Linked DNA regions of Mus musculus: region 1 is linked to region 2. A link is a loop called in an ENCODE intact Hi-C map of the cell type or tissue named here. Cell type or tissue: gastrocnemius. All regions are shown on one strand. Links, peaks and the distances in the headings refer to the core of each region. The heading gives the core; the rest is flanking DNA. Region 1 overlaps Dffb (DNA fragmentation factor, beta subunit). Region 2 holds the start of Tprgl (transformation related protein 63 regulated like).

The links. A loop is a pair of places that touch in the nucleus more often than their neighbours do. Peaks named below come from ENCODE experiments on the same cell type or tissue, not always from the same donor. Only the 100,000 strongest peaks of a DNase experiment are listed, where the experiment ranks them.
Region 1: a loop joins it to region 2, with 2.4 times the contacts of the local background. A loop is called at or near these places in 3 of 42 quality-filtered maps.

What each region holds. Positions count from the first base shown.
Region 1 is chr4:153,961,583-153,973,334 of GRCm38, forward strand. Dffb (DNA fragmentation factor, beta subunit) reads right to left here. Exons shown (of 7, transcript NM_007859.4): 3 at 11,198-11,386; 4 at 9,999-10,078; 5 at 8,359-8,529; 6 at 7,511-7,611; 7 at 2,867-4,031. The coding sequence ends at 3,788. It overlaps A430005L14Rik (RIKEN cDNA A430005L14 gene), which reads left to right. Exons shown (of 4, transcript NM_175287.4): 4 at 1-343. The coding sequence ends at 9. Among named protein-coding and RNA genes, the nearest start is that of Dffb, 7.6 kb to the right of the region's middle. In gastrocnemius, for the core only: no CTCF peak of the experiment used is centred there; a DNase peak (open chromatin) is centred at 5,264.
Region 2 is chr4:154,156,852-154,168,603 of GRCm38, forward strand. It overlaps Tprgl (transformation related protein 63 regulated like), which reads right to left and starts at 3,833. Exons shown (of 4, transcript NM_026388.2): 1 at 3,504-3,833; 2 at 3,234-3,410; 3 at 2,418-2,571; 4 at 634-1,714. The coding sequence starts at 3,778. The coding sequence ends at 1,520. In gastrocnemius, for the core only: CTCF peaks have their summits at 6,669 (motif pointing right) and 10,417 (motif pointing right); DNase peaks (open chromatin) are centred at 3,898, 6,654 and 10,414; H3K4me3 peaks cover 2,579 bases; H3K27ac peaks cover 2,676 bases.

The DNA.
Region 1 (11,752 bases), core at 1,355-9,354, 200 kb before region 2:
GAGGGGTAGAGCTGCGGGCGCCTTGCAGCCGGTGTCAAGATTCTGTATGGCATCTTTCAGAGAACACGCTCTGAGAACAAGGTGGACATCAGTGTCACTGGCTGGCACAGACGCCCAGGCGCACCATGCTGGCACAGGGGGCTGGGCAGTGGAAAACAAGGAAAACTCCTGAGAGCTTTGGCTGTGGTAACAGGCTTACTTTCCATGCCAGACTGATCACCGGGGATGAATTCTGCTGGAAGGACTCCTGTTTCTGAGTGGCGCTAACCATTTGACCTGGTAGTTTTTGCAAAGTATATATGAGAAAGAAATAAAATATATTTTGAAAATACTTTTAAAGAAATACTGTGTTCACAAAAGTGTCATTTCAAATATTTGTGAATCAAGGGAGGAAGTGAACTGTGTCCTGGGCTAGGAGCACTCTTGAGGCCCATTAGCAAGCAGGAAAGGCAAGGCCCTTGGTACAGGGCTTGACTGGAGTTGGGGTGACAGCCCCTCCACTGGGATAGAGGCTACCCACAAGGGTACTGGGAATTGAACTTGGCTCCTAAGCAAGAGCAACAAGTGGTCCAAGCCTATGAGGAGTTTACAGTTCTGCTCCTGTTCAGACAGGCCTGCCCACCCCACCCCCATCAGATCGCACACCCACACATGGGCGCGCGCACACACACACACACACACACACACACAGTCACCTCAGCTTCCACTGAGATCCTTTCTCATTAGGATCTTCACCTGCTCAGGTCACCTGTGACCTATTGGCTGATGAACCACTATTTAAAGCTGTTGCTTGCAGTCATTGTTCAATAGCCGTGGGCAGCACTGCATGGCCTTAGATGCCAGCCCCTGGGAAAGAGACAGCTGTGTGGTTGCCATAGGACTTGAAGGTCAGCACACCCTTGATCCCGGTATACCTACCAAGGAGACAGATGTGCCGTGGCCACCTTGCTTCCTTCCTGGGGTACGCATTTCCTTGCTTACAGCCCACTCTGCTGATGGGCACAGTGTGGGAAGATGCCTGCAGCAGGCCTCAGCAGTAGCACTGTTGCCATCTTAACTGGTCTTATGATGTGAATGCAGTCAGCTCCGTTTCAGCAGTTGCCCACCCAAGGAAGCTACCAGAACCCTTTGAGGATTTGGGAGGGTCTGTTGAGATGGAGGCAGTCACAGACCCGAGTCCCTGGCCTGTCATGAAGGGAGAGTTACAAGTACACAGGCATCCTCTGAAAGTCCAGACGGTGGTGGGTAGATGTGGGATCGGGCCCAAAGGATACTGGGAGAGGTTCCAGTGTGTGCTTACAGTCCACAGCAGCAAACAACACAAGAACAGAAAAAAACCAAAGCAAGTCCACCAAGCTGGCTTAGCATGTCAGGGCGCTTGCTGCCAAGCTTGATACAAGTTCAACGCCTAGACCCCACATGGTAGAAAGAATCGCCCTCCACAGGTTGTCCCCGTGCCTCTGCAGTTGAGCACCTGCAGGTGGGTCCAGTCGTGGGCACCTGTGAGACAAGCACCAAGATGCAGAGAGCCGTGAACATAGCAGGCCACCAACAGACAGTAGCGGATGGGGGAGGTGGGAGTGGGGGCCTCAGCGCAGGGTCCAGAGGAAACAAGTCTGGTTTCCAGGTTCCCCAGACAATGGGAGACAGCCCAGTCAGGCCCTGGATAGTTTTGAAGGTCAGTCACCTGGTACCTTGCTGAAGACCTGTTGTTCCCACTCCAGTCTTCCCAAAGATCAAATGGGCCCAGGCCTGGGGCAGACAGAGTTCCCCATGGCACAGGGGACAAGCTCTTGAGAGCCTCCTGGGAACAGTTCCTTCTCTGGACTCAGCTTAAGCCAGAAGCATTCCTAGATGCCTTTGGTGGCCCTGCCTCGCTCAGGAATGAAAGCCCACTCCTCATCCCAAGTAGCTGGCAGCAGCTCACAGCACTCTGGCTTCTAAACCTTTTGCTCGCTGCCCTTCAGCTTGTGCAGTTGATACCTGCTATGCTCTCATGAGTCCCAGGCTTTTCTGCCATCTCTCACTGTGTGACAAAGTCATGGGGCAGACAGCTCATCTGAGTCACTACATATGTTTTGGTTCACTTTTTCTGGGGCTCACTGCCTACATTATCCTGGGAGTCAGGAGGGGTTTGGATGACAGCTCCTATCTGCGATACTTCTCATCAGCAACCAGTTGAGGGCCCAGAAGCAGGAAAACATGTCCCACCTAGGACAACCTTCTGCCTTTCACTCAAGGCTCATTTTTCATTCCAGCTGCAATGAGTGTTCTGCATCCCACTGGAGAGACAGAACCTCCGGTCAAAAGGGGTGCAGAGCACACCAGCACACCGGCAGGGGCATGGCTGACAGAGGCCACAAATGGCAAACCTGAGGTTGAAGAGAAGGCTCAGCTTCTACTTGCTGCTCCACAGAGGACCCAGACTGGGTTCCAACTCCAACATAATGGCTCACAGCCCCCTGCAGTTCTAGTTCCAAGGTACCCGATCGTACCGACCTGGCACCTGCATTCACGAGGTGCACTAGCATACACTCAGACACACACACACGCACACACAGACACACACATCAAACTTCAGAAAGCCCAGTCCTGGCAACAATTCTGTAGGGGGCAGTGATTGTGCACGTCCTGGGGTGTTTGAGAAGGACAGAAAAGCAGAATAAGACACATTGTGAACAGTGTGCATCCATGACTAAGACAAGCAGCTGGGTCCTCAGAGAGCCCCACCTGGCTGGCTGCCTCGGGCACTGCCCTGCCACCTCTGTGAAGATGAACTCACCTAGATAAATGTTCAATTTCTGCCTGCCAGTATCTCACCCTTAGCCCCATCTTCCTCAATATGTTCAAAAAATTTTGACATGTCTATTTTAGAAACACTTTATTGTTTTTCTGATTACATGGCAAATATAAAAATCCAAACATTACAAAATATATAAAATGCCCATTTCAAAAATAAACTCAGGTTGGGCGTGGTGGCACACACCTTTAATCCCAGCACTCGGGAGGCAGAGGTTGGCTGGTCTATATAGTGAACTCCAGTCCAGCCAGAGCTACATAGTGAGACCCGGTCTCAGAGAAAAAGCAGAATGAAGTATTATAAAATACATGATGTAGGAGATTGTACTTGGTGATCAATCTCAGCCCTGCTGAATCCCCCAGGGTTACAGAGTGTCATTTCCTCAGACCATGCACAAGCTGACACACATTTACAAAACCAAATGCCAGGTGTGGTGGTGCACACCTGTGGTCCCAGCTCTAGGGATGAGGCAGGAAGATCATGAGTTCAAGGTCATTCCCTGCACAGATAAAGCCATCTATGCCTTTAACAGTTCCCTATTTCTCCACATGAAAGTTTAAACCTGCTCCAATCGTGCGTACATACATATATCAGTGTTGAGTCATGAAATTCATGACAGCCATTATTTAACCCATTAAAAACATCAGTTTCACATGGCTCAAAATAATGCCACAGTTGGCTGTTCACACCAGGAGACATCTGGATGGCTTCCCACCTTCTGCCATTTTAAACAATGCAGCAGAGGATGTCCTGCATGTTCGTTATAAAATGCAAACATTTATCCCAGAAGCACCGTTTCTTTCAGAGGCGTATAGTCAGAGCTGCCATTTGCAGTAGAAATAGAAGCCATAAAAGCTCAGCACAAACTAGCACCCCACACACATCACAGTGGCCAAGTTCAGCCCTGGGGCGGTGAGCGTGAAGACCCTGCCACAGGAACACGATGAGCACCGGCACTGACCGTCCTCTGCACACTGGGCTGTGTCACTAGCGCTTCCGAGCAGGGCGCTTCTTCCGAGCAGGCTGCTTCCTCCTGGATCCTGTCTGAGGCCGATAGATCCTACTGCGGTCGCACTCCAGCTTGTGTGTGGTCTTCTTGTGGCAGGCGATGTGCACCAGCTTCAGGTTCTCGGCAGTGAAGAGCAGGCTGTAGAAGTACTCCCAGTTCACCTCCCTCCCATCCTGGATGGCTTCAGCCAGCGTGGGTACCACGGTGCGCTTCTTCTCTATTCTACCAAGTCAGGGGGAGACAACCATTCTACTGTGAGTGCCACACACTACGGGCTGCTGTGCACGCTCCCGTGAGCCACAGACACTCGCTGTCTGTGGATGCAGTGTCTACCACGGCAGGCAACCTCCTGCAGTCCCGACTGTTCTTTTGTTTTTTTGGTTTTTTTTTTTGTTTTTGTCAATATGACAAGCTAGGGTCATCTAGGAAGAGGGCACCTCAACTGAGAAAATGACAGGACTTAGGGATGAGTCACCAGAGGAGTCCAGCACCGTGTTCCGTGGGCTGCTGACACTGGCCCATCCCTGACATGGGCCATGGGTGGCCACGGTGTACAGACTCCAGCGCAAGCAATGCTGCTTGTCTTACTTTGCAAACCTGAGTAGTGGGCGCAGCTTACCATACTGAAAGGAGTGTGGGGAAAGCTGAGAGGGGTCCCTCGCATGCCATTCAACGGAGCCAAGCCTCATGTGTGAGCGAGCACTTGTCAGTCCCTGCTGACTCCTGCTTGTTCCTGTACCCATGTCACACAGCTGCCCATAGACCCCAGGCCTGTGTCTCCCACAGGCACATGAGCCAAGTAGGTATGGCCAATGTGACAGAAGTGGCAAGCAAAGACAATGTCATGTTGCTTCAGAGCCACTGAAACTGGGGCAATCCACAGGTGGGACAATGCTGAGAAAAGAGCCCTGGAAGAGAGGGGTGACAGATCCACTCTGTGCCCCAGAGACACTGACAGCCAGAAGAGAAGACTGGTCACGAGAGAGAACTTCAGGTCCAAACACAGTCGCAAGAACAGATGAGTGGAGGGCAAACCACCTCCCCCGTGTTTAACTCCATGTTTAACAGCTCTGGATTTTTCTGCTTGCTATGACCTCACTTCACCTTAGCTGTCTCTCAAAGGACCCATCTCCAGATACGGTCTCACTAGGTGACAGTTACAATGTGTGTGGGGGGTGGGAGGAACCACAATTGAATCCACAGCAGGAAGTTACCCCAAAACAGCAGCACTGAGCCAGAGTGTGCAAGCAGAGCCAGCATAAAGACAGTGGGTGGCAAGAAGGTCCCAGAATGCCCACGGGAATCCAGGACACTGCAGAGGAGAATCAGAACTCTCCAGCATGGAAGACAAGCCACGGCAGAGCCAAAAGGAAAGGTTTGTCTGTACTGTACACTGCTCTCAGTTAAGGGACTCAAGCCAATCTCCACCAGAGGCAGAATGCTGACTGACAGCAGGTCCACAGCAGATGCCAGGAAACAGTGATGAGTCTCCCTCACGGAGTGCACAGGACACCTAGATGCCAGTGACACCACACTCAGTGTGAGACAGCCCCTCTCCAGTACTCAGGGTAGAAGTGGCAAGAGAGAGTTCACCCTCAGGCCCTCCTTACCGAAGCGCTAGGACCAATCATTAGCAACTCAGAGCAGACCAGGGAGAGGCAGGAGGCAGTGAGCAGAGGAGTGGGAGATGTAAGTAGGTACTGACCATGATGATATGACCACCGTGTAAGCTCAAGGTCAGGTGGGACAATGCTGAGAAAAGAGCCCTGGAAGAGAGGGGTGACAGGCGGGCTCAGGACATACAGTGAGACCAGGCACACAGGAGGTACAGCAAATGGCTAATGAGATTAATTCAAACCCACTTATTCACGCAATGAAATACTGAATAGATGCTAAACAGCCACTATGTGTAGACAACTGGAACAAGGGACCAGAGTAGGAGAGTCTCAGTTAGACAAGACAAAAGGTGGTGTGCTGTTGCTACTAATGTGCTAACAAGAGACGCCTGCTGTGAAGGTAACAAAAACCTAGCCCAGGGAAGGTGAGACAGAAAGCAGGGTGGACATGCAGAGTCCCAGCCTCTTACAGGTACCAGAGCCCAGAAAGGATGAGCAGAGCAGCATAAAATGACAGACAGACAGACAGGCCAAAGACACACCAGAAAAGGCAGCCACCTTAATCTCAAAATAGCAACCTCAGAACAGCTGGACAACATGTTGCCTTGAGCAGACGTGAAAACACAAGAGGCAAATCTAGGAAACAGAGAGAAAGCCCAAAGGAGCAGAAACTAGAAGTGAAAATAAAAGCAGACAACCCCTGCAGCTAAGCGCAGGGCAGGGCAGAGGCAGCTGCAGACAACAGGGGCAAGCAGATGCCCCTGCATCTGCAGGAGGAATTGCAGGATCTGTGCACACTGGGGCCTGGCCTTCTAGGGCTTACCACAGCCACCCCATCTGGTTATGATACAAGATATCAAAAATGTGCCAAAAATACAGCAACAACATCTGTCACACAGACAGTCAGGAGGGAACTAGTGCCCAGGACAAAAGTAAAGAACAGAGAAAGCAAGCAGCCTGAGAGCTGTGCTGGGGAGAGAGAGCTGTGCTGGGGAGAGAGAGCTGTGCTGGGGAGAGAGAGCTGTGCTGGGGAGAGAGAGCTGTGCTGGGGAGAGAGAGCTGTGCTGGGGAGAGAGAGCTGTGCTGGGGAGAGAGAGCTGTGCTGGGGAGAGAGAGCTGTGCTGGGGAGAATGAGCTGTGCTGGTGGAGAGCTACAGAGGCCTGGGCCTCCCCAGGACCAGGAATCAAACAAAAGCAGCCAAGTGGGTACCTACCTCAGGCAGGAGAATACAGAGGCACAGTGACACCAAGTGGTGGTGAGGACAGGAAGGGACTTACAGTGTACTGAACACCCAGAAAAGGCTGGAAGTACTCCGAGGGGGACCACGGACATTAACTCCCCCCAAAGAGACTGGAGGTCAGAGCCAGGGATGTCTCTCATCTGGAGCACAGAGGAATGAAGGGGTCCTCAGCTACACCCACTTTTTATATGCTTTTAATTATTCTGATACCAAGAGTAGCCATTTGGGGGTACTTGGAACACTTTGCCTTCATAAGGCAAGGTCAAGGTAGTTACAGTCAAGAGAGAGCCACGGCTGCAGAAACAAGGTACTCCCCTACCGGGTTCAGCAGAAGAGACTGCAGCTTGCCCAGCTGTGAAGCCATCCTGCTGGCCCTGTCCTCCCACACCACAGCCCTGGAGCTGGCCCTGTCCTCCCACACCACAGCCCTGGAGCTGGCCCTGTCCTCCCACACCACAGCCCCGGAGCTGGCCCTGTCCTCCCACACCACAGCCCCGGAGCTGGCCCTGTCCTCCCACACCACAGCCCCGGAGCTGGCTCCTCTGGTTCAAACACACAGCAACAGCCCCTTAGTGGCCAAAATGGGGCCATGAAGAGCCAGGCCGCCACATCCACCCACACAGGGAGGCTAGAGGGCAGAGGGACAGCTGAGCATCAGGCACGGACAGCTGGTAGGACAGAAGCATCTCTCCAGAACCTTTCCATAAAGCTTGTGGGGTCTGTCTCTGGGCCTGAACCACACAGGTACAACACACCAAACCTGAGATGCCTGAGCAGGGACTGGGCCCCAAGATGCTGTGTTAGTTCTGATTAGTGAACTTGAACCGTGGTGACATACACTTACATATGATCCAGGTTCCAGGTACTGAAGAGGATCCGGCTCTCTCTGTTGCCATAGGGGTTGATGGAGTGCTTGGAAAGACAGCTCTCCAGGTCAAAGGGGCCCTGGAGTGAGCAAGGACAGGCGTTGGAAAGGCAGGAGTGAGGACACTACTGCTCTCCTCCCACCCATCAAGCTTGCAGGAACTGACTGGCCCCACGAGTCGTTTAGTTCACGAACAGCCAGTGTCAACACCTGTATCCCCAGCCCTGGGAGGCAAAGGCAGGAGGAGTCACACTCAGGCCAGGGAGGTGGCTCAGGAGGAAAAAGTGCCTGCCACATAAGCCTGAGAATCAGGTATGATCCCTGCAGCCCATGTAAAATCCAGGTGTGGTTTATCCTCTGACCACACTATAACTTCAGTTCACACCACAACCACCTATAACTTCAGTTCCAGGGGATCCGACACCCTCTCTGGCCTCCAGAAGGCATCAGGAACATGTGTGCACAGACATACACACAGGCAAAACACTCAAACACATAAACATCTTTTTACTCTGTCCTTGGAATTCTACCTGCCCCCTGCTATTTTATTATCCCTCATCTTATCCTGAGCTTCCAAAAGATAAAGGCATTTCCATCCCTGTTACTAGAGACATTATCCATTTCTAGGAACCTCTACAGGTCCACATAGGAGCAGACAGACCTGCTATTCCCGGCATGCTCCTGTGCTCCTATGGTACGGTACACTGCCACCCCAACGATTATACGCTACCATCCATCCCCTCTTGGGTCATCGGCTGCCTCCTCCCCAGGGAGGGCTATGCTCAGCAGTACTCTTAGTGGCCCCAGAACAAAAGGCAGAGGCTTACCTGGCAGGAGAACCATCCTTCTGGAGTACAGAGGCGGCTGCTGGCCTCTGCACCTCTGTCGAAATAGCTGCCATTGTACTGCACCGATTTGAGCTTCTGGCACATGGAGCCAAGGACTCGCAGGTACTCTTCTTGAGCTGCTTCATCCACCATAGAGGTGTAAGCGCTCACCTGTGAGACAGCCAGAGGCATCACCGAGCTTGAGACATGCCCTGCCCATGCCCTAACACCTGCATTCGGTTACCAACCCACGCCAAGCACTGGTGGCCAGGAACCTGCCCCAGCCCAGTTCTACAGTGAGAGCGTCTGACCGCTGCACAACTGTCACTGCCTAGGAAAAGCATTCTGGCCTCACGAGATGGACCAACACAATGATGCAATCCATCAGGCTGGGGGCATGAAACAGGATCAGGCCTGCTAGTCAGGCAGGTTCTCCACACCCATAGGAAATGGAGAAAGCTTCAATACATCAGGGGGCTCTGTGAACACATGCACATGTCAGGTTTCCCCACAGACACTAACACTTAGTTCAAGCTCAGAAGACTTGGTGGGGCGTGATCATGAAGGAAGGACGCGGCCGAAGGGTCTGCTTTCAGCAGAAGCTCGCTTAAGCATGGCATAGTGTACAAGACAGACAGATGGGCACGCCCTAAGCCTGTGACACTGCCCAACTACTATGCAGCTACCCAAGCTCCTGTTGATAAATTTGCCTACAAGAAGAGCAGGGAAAAAAGGTCCCCAAGAGCTGAGCTGCTTCCCCAAACCATCCAGACTGCTCATCCTATCCAGATGAAGGGAGTCATGTGGAGCCCAGTGCAGAAAGGCCTAAAAGCTCACCTGGTGAACCACTGCCCAGTGATGGGTGCCTCATACCCCCAGAATGGGCAGGTTCCACGCACTATAGATTGGCTCCTAACACTCTGTACCTCACTAACATCCATGTCTTCACTAAAAGGAAGCCAGGCAGAGTATCAGGGCATCAGGACAGCCTCCTCCTGGAGCTCAGGGCACCAGGACAGCGTCCTCCTGGAGTTCAGGCATAACTGTGCTGGAGCCACTGGCTATATCTATTCAAGAGCTGAGACCTTGCTACCTAGTCCCAGTGACTCAGAGCCAATCTACAAAACACCCCAAACAGCAAGTATCTTCAGTCCTGTGTCCCACTTTTACAAGGTCAGAGGACTGCAATGTTCCCAGAGAAAAAGAAGGAGAGTACTGGGGGGAAACTACCGCCCAATTATGGCAATGTCATCGGGACAATGGAGGAGACACAGGAAAAATCCGTAATAGAATTAAGTTCACATCACAACTCAGTTGCCATTAAGTTCTGCATAAGACTCAAGCTGATGTTACTCTAAAACAACAGGATCTCTGTCAAACAGAAGAGCTAAGGCTGAGGCCTCTGACCCTAACCAAAGGACACAGCCCAGAAAGGTTTTAATGCCTGCTGGACAAGGGGTCAGAGACTAAAGTGCAGAAGAGACCAGACGCACGGGACAGGAAGGTCCTGCCTCTCTAAGGTGCCTTCTGCTGACTTAGTAGCAACCTTACAGATATGCATCAGCAGAGGGGTGACAACCCCACCAACGGGTCCCCATCTTGTGCTGAGCACTCACGGCATGACCTGAATGTGGCCTTACCTCTCTTAGGTAACCCCGGATCCGACTCTCACAGCTGTATCTCAGATAGCCCGACTTATTCCTGAATCTCGACTCCAAACCTGCAAGAAGGAGGACGCCCTGAAATCCACAGGCAGACTACGGCCACTTTCATGGTTTGCATCGTACCCATGCATGCACATGCAGAGGGCAGAGGTCACCACTGGGTGTCTTTCTCTATGACTCCCCACTAAGCCTGGAGCTCACTGTTTGCGCTCTCCTGGCCAACCAGGAAACCCCAGGTATCTGCCTGGCTCTGTCCCCCAATACTGAGGTTAGACAAGTACCACCACTCCTGGATTTCACATGGGGGCTCAGGATCGAAACTCGGATCATCGTTCTTAAGCAGCAAGCACTGCCGCTGAGCCATCTCCTTAGGCAGTTGTTTCTCGCCATTATTCCGTAGAGACCAGCCAACTACTACTTTCCCAGGATTACATTGCATCAGGTACCTTAAATCACCTAGGGATGATATGAAGTATATGGGAGAGATCCCAGAAGTTTGCTGGCCAGTCAGTCTAGCCTATTCAATAGGCTCTAGCCAATGAGATTCTTTTTTTTTTTTTAAGATTTATTTATTTATTATATGTAAATACACTGTAGCTGTCTTCTGACACACCAGAACAGGGCATCCGATTTCGTTACGGATGGTTGTGAGCCACCATGTGGTTGCTGGGATTTGAACTCAGGACCTCTTAACCACTGAGCCATCTCTCCAGCCCCAAGATTCTGTCTAAAGGACATGAATGGTATTCCTGAGAATGCTACTCAGTTAATCTCTCTCTCTCTCTCTCCCTCCCTCCCTCTCTCCCTCCCTCCCTTTCTCTCTCTCCTCTTTCCCTCTCCTTCTCTCTCTCCTCTCTCCCTCCTCTCCCTCCTCCTCTCTCTCTCTGTCCTTTTCCCCAACTCTCTCTCCTCTCTCTCAAATGGTAAGGTGGTAAATTCTAAGTTCCATGCATTTCCAGGCTGCCCAGGACACTGCCTCAAGCCAGGAGTCCTGGCTGGATACCTTCCCATGGACACCTTTTGTTATCCCTCACTCCAGAGGCCAGTCCACCCTTGGTTGAGAAGTATTGGGATCTGAAATAGACAGAGATCTCCCTGAGCCTCTCTGCTCCAAAGAGGCTCTTCTCTGTTTGCTCCAGACACCCTGGCCACCATGGTCATCCCAGGCCACATACCTTCAAACCAGGATGGGTCCTGCTCCCGGGTCTCTGCAGTAATATTCTGGCTCACGTGATGCAGAAGATCGGCCAGCAGCTTTTGCCTCAGTGGGGCCTGCTCATCTGACAGCAGTTGCCGTGCAGCCTGGATGACGCCGGCATGTGGCTCATTAAACACACTGAGGAAACGTGTGATGTCACTCACATCTGTCACCACCAGGAGACAAACAGAAACACATTCATGCTGTTCTGGCTCCAAGAATTCAACCCAAAGACTGCCAGACATCAGGACTCTGGGGTCACCAACCCTTTCCCTGACCTGACACCCCCCACTGCAGTGATACTACAATTCCTCTGGCCACCTTCTGTCAGGCGAGGGTTGTAGTATCCTAGAAAAGCAGCACACTTGGTCTTTTGTCCTTCTCTCCTCCATACCAAGTCACCTCCTTTGGCCATCTCCTTAGGACCCCATTTTCAGACCTCCCAAGCCCTCTCCTTGGAGTCTTTGCACAAGTGCCTATGGTGAGCTTTCCCATCAAACTAAACACCAAGTGCATTCTACAGAGGGTCTTA
Region 2 (11,752 bases), core at 2,432-10,431:
CTCACAGACCCAAGGTCTTGGGAGGATAAAGAATCCTGAAGTAAGGACTCAAGCCTGCCTCATGGCCTTGCAGACTCTGAAGCCAGTAGCGAACCCGAGGATGGGTGTAGGGATGCTGGCTTTCAGCTCTAACAGCTACTTCCTGGCATCAAGAAATGGTCAGTGCCACACTCATTCGTAGGCAGGGTCAGCATTCCCTGAGGGGTTTTCTGTCAGTGGGCTTTGGAACAAGGTGGACTAATGTCAGACTGGCCAGCCCTCCTGCAGCTGGATGTACTCAGAAGTGCCCCGCACCTGTGCCTGTCCCCGTGTGAGCTGTAAATCCCACAACAGTTGGGCAGGTCTCTGGCCTTACAAGTGAATTCTGCAGAGAGGCCTGGGTCACTGCCTGGTAGAGTGGAAGAGCTCAGCCCACCCAAACCTCTCTATCTCTAGTAAGTGCCTTGAAAGCAGACAGACCAGTATGTCTGTACTGGTGACCAGGGTTCCCACCAGGACTGCACACTTGTGTATCTGAGTTTCTGTAAAGAGGACCATGCTCACAAGGGTCCTCAGTCAGCCAGACTTCAGTCCTCAAGACAGTCTTTGGCACTCCTGATTCTGTGACAATAACTTCAAAAAGGAGCAACTCCATTTGGTTTAAATGTCTTTACTAGAACAAAAGCACAGGCTGAAAACAGGTGCATCTGAGGTCACCTTTCCTCTTGGATAGGCCATGGCATTCCGGTCACATCCATGCCGGTTAACTAAAGCGAGAGGTATAGAGTGACAGGCCAGCATCTACAGTGCACTGGCAAGGCTAGAACGACAGCAGCAAGCTGTGTGTGGCTGGCGTGTCAAAGCTCAGCAGTGCTCAGTGAGCTCTAGGATGCTCGTCTGTTTATAGCATGCACTTTTAAAACCCAACTATTCAGTCCCTTTTAAACAGAGACAGGATGATAGAAACCCACCACCATGACTTCCGGAAGGGGCTAGCTTATGTTATGAGAGTAACCTTTTGGGCCTAGGAAAACTGCTGTATTAACACAACCTGGATTAATTTATAAAGTGTGATTCTAAGTCAGACACATTCACAGAAAGGCAGGTTCACCAGGAGCTGCCAGGCAGACTGTCTTTCTTAGTGACTGGCTGCTGGCTGCTACTGTATTTAGCTTTTTTAAAAAACGGGCTGAATTTTAAAATACAGCACTTGAGAGTTAATATATAGGGAGAGTTAAATATGTGCAGAAGCCGCTCACTGTACTCAGCTGTATGCAACAGTCTACACAGCACAAGTGGGTGGACATTGTGCTCGGCATGCTGGAGGGAGAACGTGGCGTTACAGAAGGAACACAGTGGTATGGGGGCAGCTGAATCTGCCTTTGTAAGATTGTGTTGCCAAGATGTCCAATATCCAACTAAATATACATAATCCACTTGACTATTCTAATCGGATACATGCCCTCCTTCCCTCCAGCCAGTGGGTGGCATGAGGTGGCACAGGGAGTCCCCACCACCTTGGTTTCCGGGACGCAGCTGTCTAGAAGCCTATCTTGCCCCTGGTCATGGAGTAGCCCAGCTTGGCTTCATTGTTGATGAAGGACATGAGCCCCACGTAGGTCTCGATGAGGAGGGGGCGCTCCAGCACCAGCACGGTATTCGCCTGCCCTGGCAGTGGGCTCTCCTTCTGGGCCTTCTTGACAGCTTGGATCAGGAGAGCCTTGAAGCTTTCCAACTTTGAAGAGAATAAACATGGAGCCTTAACCTCATGCCAAGACAGCAGTACTGGGAAACGAGGATTCTGAGTTCAAATCCTCCCAAATACCACATAGTGATGACATCACCAATGACAGGTTGGGCCCTATGAGCTGTGTCATCAGGTGGTTCATCATGTACAAACATCATGAAGGGACCTGCCTTAAGTCCAACCTAGAGAGTACCAGTCTATCTCTAAAGATGCAGTCAGGAGATTCGGCAGCCTGAGACAAGGTACTGCCAGTGCCAACAGGTGGAAAATCTTTTTTACAGACGCACATGCTCTGGAGTGCACCTCACTAAGCAGGTGATGCTGTAATTGCACACGCTGCCTGCACTGGTGTGCTGTGCACTGACTGACAGGTAGCATCACAGATGGAGGAATTCATGAGGACTATGATGTCACCAAGTGACAGGGCTTTCTCAGCCCTACTCTAACTGTGCAGAATGCTCAGCGCTCCCTCAGCACCTCTCCTGGGAACTTCCAGAGTACCTGTGTCACCAGCAGCACCTGCCAAGCCCCGCCAGTACTGTGGGCTTTTCCCATGCTCGCTCACCCACCCAGTCCAGACTGAGCATCCTGCAATGGGATGGTGACTCTGTTCTTAAACAGCACCACCTAGCTTCCTACTGTGGAACTGCACCTCCAGGGTTCACACTGACAGTGGCCTTGGCCTGCTTACATGGCACAGAGACGCTGTCTTCTCGTCCATGCCAGCCATTGGGTGTTCTATGAAGGTGGCATAGGGCATGTTTGTAGACCAGGGGTTCCATCTGTTGATGAAGGAAGGGCGGCTCTGCTTGTCCCACTGAATGCGAACCCCAAAGCCTTCTCTCCTGATGGGGGAGGGGGAGAAAGCCTTGCTTACCACAGGAATACAACATTGCATTCAGTATCAGGGATGGCTGGGGAACCTGTGACCTAGTGTAACAATGGCCTCCACTAACAGCTTCACACACTTCCAAAGCGTAACAAGTTAATGAGCCTCCTTTGCAGCCTATGAAACCGGCACACAGTCCAACCTGGCCTAATTATGGCCGTGTTTGTTCTTAATGTTACTGAATGATGCTTAAGTTAGTAGCCATTAGCTTCCTGGAGTCCCTAGTCAAATAATTCTTTTATAGCAAGCCAACCAGTCTCTGAAGGCTGTTAGGTGTTTTGCGATGTATCGAATTTTTAGTAATACTGAGCACATGCCCTGTGTCTCCCTCCTGCTGGAGTTAAAACTCCCAGACTCCCTACATAGCTTATGACAGTGGGCTCTGATTCCATGTATCTTAACGGTATTTAAATGAATGGTTTTTAGTGGGGACAGAGTGGCCGACTGTGCCAGCATCCCTTTCAAGGAGGTACTGAGCAACCCGGAAATCACCAGCCTCTACTTAAAGGTCCTTTCCACTGGTTCTTCAAGATGAGACCTTTACCTCACAAGAGAGTGGGTCAATACCACTTACAGGATCCGCTGGGGCCCTGCCGTGTAGTGCGCTGGTGCACCTACTTGTTGAGCGACTTCGGAGGAAACTGGAATTCTCCACAGGAGATGGTGTCTACCGCGCTGAGCGCCACCCTGACCACCTGCTGGCACTGAAGGCTGATGAAGTCATATTTGCAGATGAGCAGCGACTGGTCGGTGACCAGCACCAGCCGCTCCTTCTCGTTGTTCCAGTGGTCCACCCTGGAGAGGAGAGGGGCCGCCCATCACCAAGAGCCCCGCCTGCCCCCGCCCGCCCCCGCCCAGTGTCCCCGCAGTCCCCTCGCGCCGGCTTACTCGGTCAGCAGCCACACCCCCTGGATCTCGCCGTCCTCCACGGGCCGTACCACGGCGCGGATCTCCTCGACCGCCTGCTCGATGGTGCCGGGCCGGAACACGAAGTACTCCTTGACGCGGGCGCGGCGTGTAGGGTCGTGGACGTTCAGCGGCCACAACGTCTGGCGCAGCGGTGTGCCCGCCCCAGGCCGGCCCGCACCCGCGTCCTCGCCGGCCGCCAGCACCGCCGTGGGGCTCGTGCCCGCCGAGTCCACCGTGTCCCGCAGCTGCAGCATCGCGCCGCCACCGGCAGCCTCCACCGACGGCCGCCGCCCCGGCGTCCGCCCGGCCGCGCCCCGCCCTCCCTCGTTCGCCTTGTGATTGGTTGAGTCCTGCAGAGCCCGCCTTCCGGACCCGCCTCCAGCTCCGTCGACTGCGTCTCGCGATTGGCTTTCCCCTAAGCTGTCTTCTGCAATTGGGTCTAAAGTGCTGCCGTTCATGATTACGGCGGCCCCTCCTGGGCCGGAAGCTGCCGCCACGCGCGGAGCCACTTCCTGTTTACAGGAAGGGCGAGTTAAAAAAAAAAAAAATGCCGGTCGGGGGTTCCTGGCTGAGAACGGGGAAAGGGACGCCATGGACTCGCGCGGAAGGGGGCACTTGGGGGCTCGTGCGTAGGGCGTTGCCCCGACAGTGTGTCCTCGCTTGGCTCCGTGCCCTTCACCTTCGGGCTTACGGTGCACTTCGGGCGGAGGTGTGCGGCGCACTTAGGAGGTGTGCATGCCTGGGGAGTGTGAAAGTGTGGGCATGGGTGTGTGCGCGTCTGAGGATTGTGAAAGCGTGGGAATGGGTGTGTGCGCGTCTGAGGATTGTGGACACTGTGTCGGGGCACCTCAGATAGAGGCTTCTCAGGAGTGTGCTGCACTCCTTGGGCGTGGTCACCTTGGGAGTGTGGGTTTATAGGGTGTGTGCACACTGGAGATAGGAGTGTGTGCAGGTCAGAGGTGGCTGTCAGAGGGTTCTTTATATTGGGCATGATACGCACAAGTAAGCTACCATGTCACCGAAGAGTGCTGCTGGGGCGGGGGGTGGGGGGAGTTGGAAGGAAACGCCGTAGGATGCTCTTGGGCCCTGCAGCTTCTCCCTGGGACAGAAGCCATGCGAGATGTCCCTGAGTTCCTGCTCCCACGGGGGTGCCAGCAGTGTGCCTGGGTTGATGGAGCTAATGGACCGCTATGATAGTGTGGCCCAAAAGTCTTTTCTAACAGTCACCAAGACATAGGTTAGACTCATCAGTGAATGACAGCCCAAGATACAGCTCAGGCCTGTAGTCTGTCTCCTGACCGTTGTGAGGGCTCCTTAGCCTGCTGGACCTTTTACAGTGTGGCTTCGTCAGAGAATCCAGTCCAATGAGGTCTCCGGGACACTGGTGGGAGCAGCCACGATGACGTGAATTCCCACAGAGGTTCCTGAGACCGCTGTGGATGTGAAGAGTGTGCTGAAAGCTGACAGAGAAAGGGGAGATGAATAGATAAGTGCATATAAGGCAATAAGCCAGGGATGGAGAGGTGGCTCAGCAGTTAAGAACACTGGCTGCGCCGGGCGTGGTGGCGCACGCCTTTAATCCCAGCACTCGGGAGGCAGAGGCAGGCAGATTTCTGAGTTCCAGGCCAGCCTGGTCTACATAGTGAGTTCCAGGACAGCCAGGGCTACACAGAGAAACCCTGTCTCGAAAAAAACCAAAAAAAAAAAAAAAAAAAATCAAGGAGGCTTCTACCTTTAGGGCTGGTAAGATGGCTCAGTTGGTAAGAGCACCCGACTGCTCTTCCGAAGGTCCAAAGTTCAAATCCCAGCAACCACATGGTGGCTCACAACCACCCGTAATGAGATCTGATGCCCTCTTCTGGTGCATCTGAAGACAGCTACAGTGTACTTACATATAATAAATAAATAAATAAATCTTTAAAAAAAAAAACAAAAAACACTGGCTGCTCTTCCAAAGGACTGGGGTTCAATCCCCAGCACCCACATGGCAGCTCACGACTCTTAACTCCAGGATCCAATACCCTTACACAGACTTATATGCAGACAAAACACCAATGCACATAAGAATAATGTTTAATAACACAAATAAGCAAATGTCAAGTTTGTGGCATGCATGAATCCTAGGTGTGAGAGAGAAACATCATCTATTTCTGGCTCAGCCTTTCTTATACAACACAGGACTACCTTGCCCTAAGGTGGCACCACATGAAATGGGCAGAGCCCCCCCCCCCATATTACTCACCAATTAAGAAAATGTTACAGCCGGGCGTGGTGGCACACGCCTATAATCCCAGCACTCAGGAGGCAGAGGCAGGTGGATTTCTGATACTGGCACTTAGAGCCTCTCATTCAAAGGATCACGGCTAAGCAGGTGCTCTGTATCTGTCCGGAGCAGAGGGGACGAGCAGCAGGTGTCCGCTCTGAAACCTGGCTTCTACAGAAGTGTAAATCCTTTACTACCGTGAGGAGTCTCCAGTATCCACACTGTGAATAAACACCATTATATCTTACGTGAGGCTGCCAGGACAGACCACAGACTGGCTTGCTGGAAGTAACCGAAGCATGTAGTGAGGTTGCTGAGACCAGACGGCCAGAACCACAGTGTGTGTGCATGTGCGCTTGCATGTGCATGTATGTGTGTCCTTCTGATACCTGAGGGCACATGTCTTCCTTTGCCTTTCCAGCCTCCCGTGTTGTCAGCCATGCTGGATGTCCCTCAGCCTGTGGCTGCCTCTCCCCGTTGGCTGACTTTCCATAGTCATCGTCGCTTTCTCATTTGTAAGGATTCCTGACGTTGGCACAGGCCTGCCCTAACGGCCCCCTTTTGACCTGATCATGTTCACAGACTATTTTCCAAAGATGGTGAGAGTCATGGAGACTGGTTGGGACTTGCGTGTATCATTAACAGGTACATAATTCAACTGGTGTGTGTGTGGGGGGGGGGAGGGTGTTTCGGGCAGGTGCAAGCGATGAAGCATTTAGATGACCTCCACGTGTGCACACAGGTCACGGCGGGGGCAAGGAGCAAGACATGATGACTGTGACTAGGGAGTAAGGTATTGGGGGCCCAGAGCTTGGGTTGGTCCTGAGGTCCACTAGCCGTTGCCAGGGATTTTCAAGAGGCTGTTCCCAAAGTGGTCAGCAGATGGCGCAACTACCCACACATGGCCTCCCTGGGAGATCACAGTTTGGCAGGTATGGGATGTTTTCAAGTCCTAGATGAAGCTGTTATCTTTCTGTAGAAGACTCAGAAGCTCAGCTATAACAAGCAGATTCTTGCCTTAATTTCCTGATGCTGTGACTTAGCATTTTGGGAACTCAGCGGGCCCTCCTTTTTGAAGTGCTGAGAATGGATCCCAGGCCTCCCACATGCTCTGCCACTTGAGATGCTTCCTCTAAGACTGAGCCCCACCTTTGATACCTGTGAGAATCCTGAGCACGCTGGGGTGGGTTCTCAGAGCTGCATGGGGCTCCTCCAGAGCTGGTACCACACACACACACACACACACACACGGAGGATTGTTGTGTGTGTGGTCCTTCCAGAGCCAGCTGCACTTTGGGTCGTGCACAGGGTGTGCACCGCTGGAAGTTTGCCTCAGGAGGCAATCCTCGCACTGCCCCAAGCTCTGCGATTGTTGTGCTTCCCATGTTAACCTCGGTCACTGAGTCAAAGAATCCACAACAGATGCAGAGGTAACTTTGAAAGAGAACCGGGTTCCCAGACTGGAGAGGTGGCTCAGCAGGCAAAGGTCTTTGCTGCCACCCTGATGACCAGAGTTCAATTCCTGGGTCCCACACAGTGGAAGGAGAGAAGAAACTCATGTAGATTGTCCTTTGACCTCCACACACTCTGAGACATACGTATATACACACATGAGTTAAATGCACACACAGACGGGACTAGAGAAAGAGCACAGCTCCTACCACCCAGCCCCATCTTGGCAGTTGTCTCCCTGATGTCCCCTCTCACATCTCCCTCTCTGTTCTCCTACAGGGACCCATTCTGATAATCCAGAATGATCTGATCTGAGACCCCCTCTCTCAGTAACTTCACCAAAGACCCCGTTTCCAAATCAGGCCCCACGGGGGGATGTGGGCATGAGGACATGGGCTTTCCTAGGGAAGCTATGCAATTCAGATGTGCCATCTCCCCAGATGTGAACAGATACCATCCCTGCTTGCAGTGATGGGTAAATATCCCATACACTTGCCATCCCAGGCCTTCCTCCCTGACCCCCCTGTGGTAAAGGGTAGATATACAGTGATGGGTGGAGGCCTGGGATGGGCCAGGCCAGGCCTATGCTGGGAAACCACATGGTGGCTGGACGGCAGTCTGCTGTGTAGCGTTATATCGGCTTGATACTGGCTAGAGTCATTGGGGAAACCTCAGTTGAGAAAATAGCCCCCACCAGACAGGCCTGTGGGCAAACTTATGTAACATTTTCTTTTCTTTTCTTTTCTTTTATTTATTTATTTATTTATTTATTTTGGTTTTTCGAGACAGTGTTTCTCTGTATAGCCCTGGCTGTCCTGGAACTCACTCTGTAGACCAGGCTGGCCTCGAACTCAGAAATCCGCCTGCCTCTGCCTCCTGAGTGCTGGGATTATAGGCGTGTGCCACCACGCCCGGCTGTAACATTTTCTTAATTGGTGAGTAATATGGGGGGGGGGGGCTCTGCCCATTTCATGTGGTGCCACCTTAGGGCAAGGTAGTCCTGTGTTGTATAAGAAAGGCTGAGCCAGCCTTGGGAGGTAATGCAGTGGTGAGCAGAATCTCTCTACGGCCTCTGCTTCAGTTCCTGCCTTCAAATTCCTGCCTCGAGTTCCTGGCCTGACTTCCCTCAGTGATGGACTCTGACCTGAGAGTTGTAAGAAGAAATAAATCTTTCCTCTTCTAATCACTTTCGATCATGGTGTTTCATCACAGCAGTGAAAACAGAAACTAAGACAGTAGCTAGATACCCATTGAAGCTGGACAGGCTGGATGCTCAGTTACTGAGCAGGAGCCAGCCTCCAGGGACATAGTTAGGTTTCATGTCATGCTCAAGGTCAGGATAGAGTGAGTGGTATAGGCCAGGCAGCTGGCCGCCAACAGGGCCAAGCCTAAGCCCTGGGCAAAATCCTATGCCCTGACCCCGTAGTGAGCCTTAGCCCATGTGAGTCAGCGTACTTAGGGGCCTTCCATTTTGGCTTCTCTCTCACAGCAGGGTTGGAGCTTTAGAAATGGATGTGGGAATGGGCGAACCACAGGCTTGTAAATGGATCGTTTGTCGTTTAGATGGGGCATTGCATGTGTGCTTTGCTCTCCAGAGACTATCCCCATCTGTCTCTTGAGTTTTGCCAAATTCTGCTCACCCCTAATGATGCCATCTGCCCAAACAGGTGACTGTGGTCACCACACTGCACCTGAGGACCTGATGATACTTTAGGTGTCTGTTTCTCTTTTGCTTTTTGAGAGAGAGAGTCTTAACATGTTGCACAGGTCAGCCTCCAAACTCCGATCCTTCTGCCTCAGCCTCCTTGGTGGAGTACTGGGATCAAAGACAGGCGTGGCTCTTGGGCTGTGAGCCAACCTTTGGTATCACTTAGGCTAGCCTCTCACCTGTTAGAAGCTGACATGAAAACTCAGACAAAACACTAGATTGTCCTCTTGGGATGGTGGCCTTCGGCTCAGCAGCTGATGTCCCTGTGGCTGCTGGGGTACTTTGGGTTTCTGTCTGGAGGGCTATCTCTTCCAGCTCTGAGATGCGTCAGGCTGGAGAGCAGGCAGCCAGCATGGTTCTGGGAAAGGAGGGAGCGGTTTGCTTTGGAAATTAGCGCTGTGGTTCGAGCTCTCCTCTTCCCCACATTATTTTCCCTCCAGCCAAAGACGATTCTAATTATTTCCAGTAGAGAATGAGACAAGGACAGCGAAAAGTATCGTCTGCTCGGGGAACAACGGTGAAGGCCTTAATCCATGCCACTGGGAGAGACAGGCAGAGCTCTGTGAATTCAAGGCTAAACTGGTCTCTACAGTGAGCTTGAGCACAGCCAAGGCTAGTGGAGGTGTGGGGGGAGTGCTTTTTAGGAAAATGAGAGCAGTTGTTCTCCAAGTGTGAAAAAAATGGAACTGCAGCCTCGCCTCTTGTCTCCTTGGGATGAACTGCCAAGCAAAGTCCAACCCAGAGTGTCATCAGGGTTGTGACTCAGTGACATTTTAGCACACTGCTGGTGGAAGCCACGGCGGCAGGGTGGACGGAGGAAGGGAAAATCCTAGGAGATCCTAGGAGGTGGGTGCTGTAGCCACGGGTTCTGGCCTGGTGTGAATACCACTCAATTCGTGAAAACTCAGGACTAAATAAATAAATATATGTGTGGGCCAGGCATGGTGGCACATGCCTTTAATCTTTAGCATTCAGGAGTCAGAGGCAGGTGGATCTTTTAGTTCAAGGCCAGAATGGTCTACAGAAAGAGTTCCAAGGCAGCCAGAGCTATATAGAGAAACCCTGTCTCAAAAAACAAAAACAAAAAAACAACGAAATGTTTGTGTGTGGTGTATTAATGTTTTGCTTTAATAAATATATTTGTGTTTCACATGATGCTCAATGTCCACAGAGGCTCAGAAGAGGACATTGGATCCCTAGGAATTAGAGTTACAGAGCATTGAGTGACTGGCCATGTGGGTGCTGGGAATCAAACCCAGGTCCTCTAGGAGAGCAGTCAGTGCTCTTAACCACTGATTTATCTTTCCAGACTCAAGGGCAAATTCGATCTTTACCCTGTGAATGGGATGATCAGACCCTAAAGTGGAATGTGACACGTGACCTATTTTCAATAAAGGATAGAACTGATGGCCCACCCTCCTCCTGAAGCCAGCACTGTGGTTCGTCAATATGCCCAAGCCCACAAGAGGGCGCCATGCCAACAGTCCAGTTCCTGCAGATATCCTGAGGTTCTTGACAGCACATTTAAGGCAGTTGCAGCTAAATTCCAAAGTAACTAAAAGGAACTGGATAGATTAACCTCTAAATTAATTTGGAACAATGACCAAGAATTGCCATTATAAGACCAACAAGATTCCTCGGCAGGTAAAAGTGACTGTTGACAAGCCTAATGACCTGGGTTTGACCCCCGTGGCACACATCATAGAGGAAAAGGACCAGTTCCATCAAGTTGTCCTCTGATCCCTACACGTGCACAGCGGCACATGTGATACCCAATAAATGAATGAGTCTAATAAAAAAATTTAAAAGTATCTGCAGGGAAAACCAAGTAACGGATTTCTCAGACCTATGGATACAGCTATGTAAAGCCAATACCCAGAGTTATATCAGGAAGGTCTCAGTGGCCAGCTCTTGCTCTGTCTTGTTCCAGCAAGGAAGGACAACTGACACAACAATTCTAGATGCAGTCATTGGAAACACCCAGAAGCGGGTGCTGCATGTGTTGAGCTAGGAGAGAATATGATATCAGTAGTATCCTGGTGACCAGCTAGCCATTCGTCCTCTCCCTGAATGGCAGACAGGGATGGACTCCGAGTGAGAAAATACACACAACAGATTGAACAACAGAGCAAGCAGCCACCTTCCTGAGCCAAGTGCCTTATGCATTTTCACAGGCATGTTTACATGAGGACATTATCATGCAAGTACTTGATGAACCCGGAGTGCGCTCTCCCCCTCGACTCGCCCCTGCACTTATTTCTGAGTGATGGGGAGACAAGCCGAGTGCACACCTCGTGGAATTGAGCCGCCCTGTTGACCATGTTGTGACTGTCACTCCAGCCCGTGAGACAATTTGAAATAATCATGTCCAACCAGCTGTCGTAATTTGTTAGCTGTAAAGTTGCAATATGCTTGCTGTGAGTTACAGAACTGTATTAAATACATTGTCATTTGATTCCTAGTTTTATGGGGGCATTTTTGTTTGTTTATTTGGCTGGTTTTAAGATAAGGTCTCGTCTGGCCCGGTATGGCATTAAACTTCTGCTTACCCTGACTCCTCCCCCACCCCGCCCCCTGCCCCCCCCCCCCCCCCCCCCGCCAGGGCAAGTGTGTGTAGTGCTGGAGATTTGACCTTGGAAAGCATGCTAGGCAGGCACTCTACCAACTGAGTTATATCCCCAGGTCCTGATTACAATGACAGACTGTAAGTGTCCTCTCTGCTCCACTCTTGTGTTGGGCAATCAGATGCTCAACCATCACCCATGCTCTGAGGAGCCAGACTGGACAGGAAAAGGGTCTGTCTCT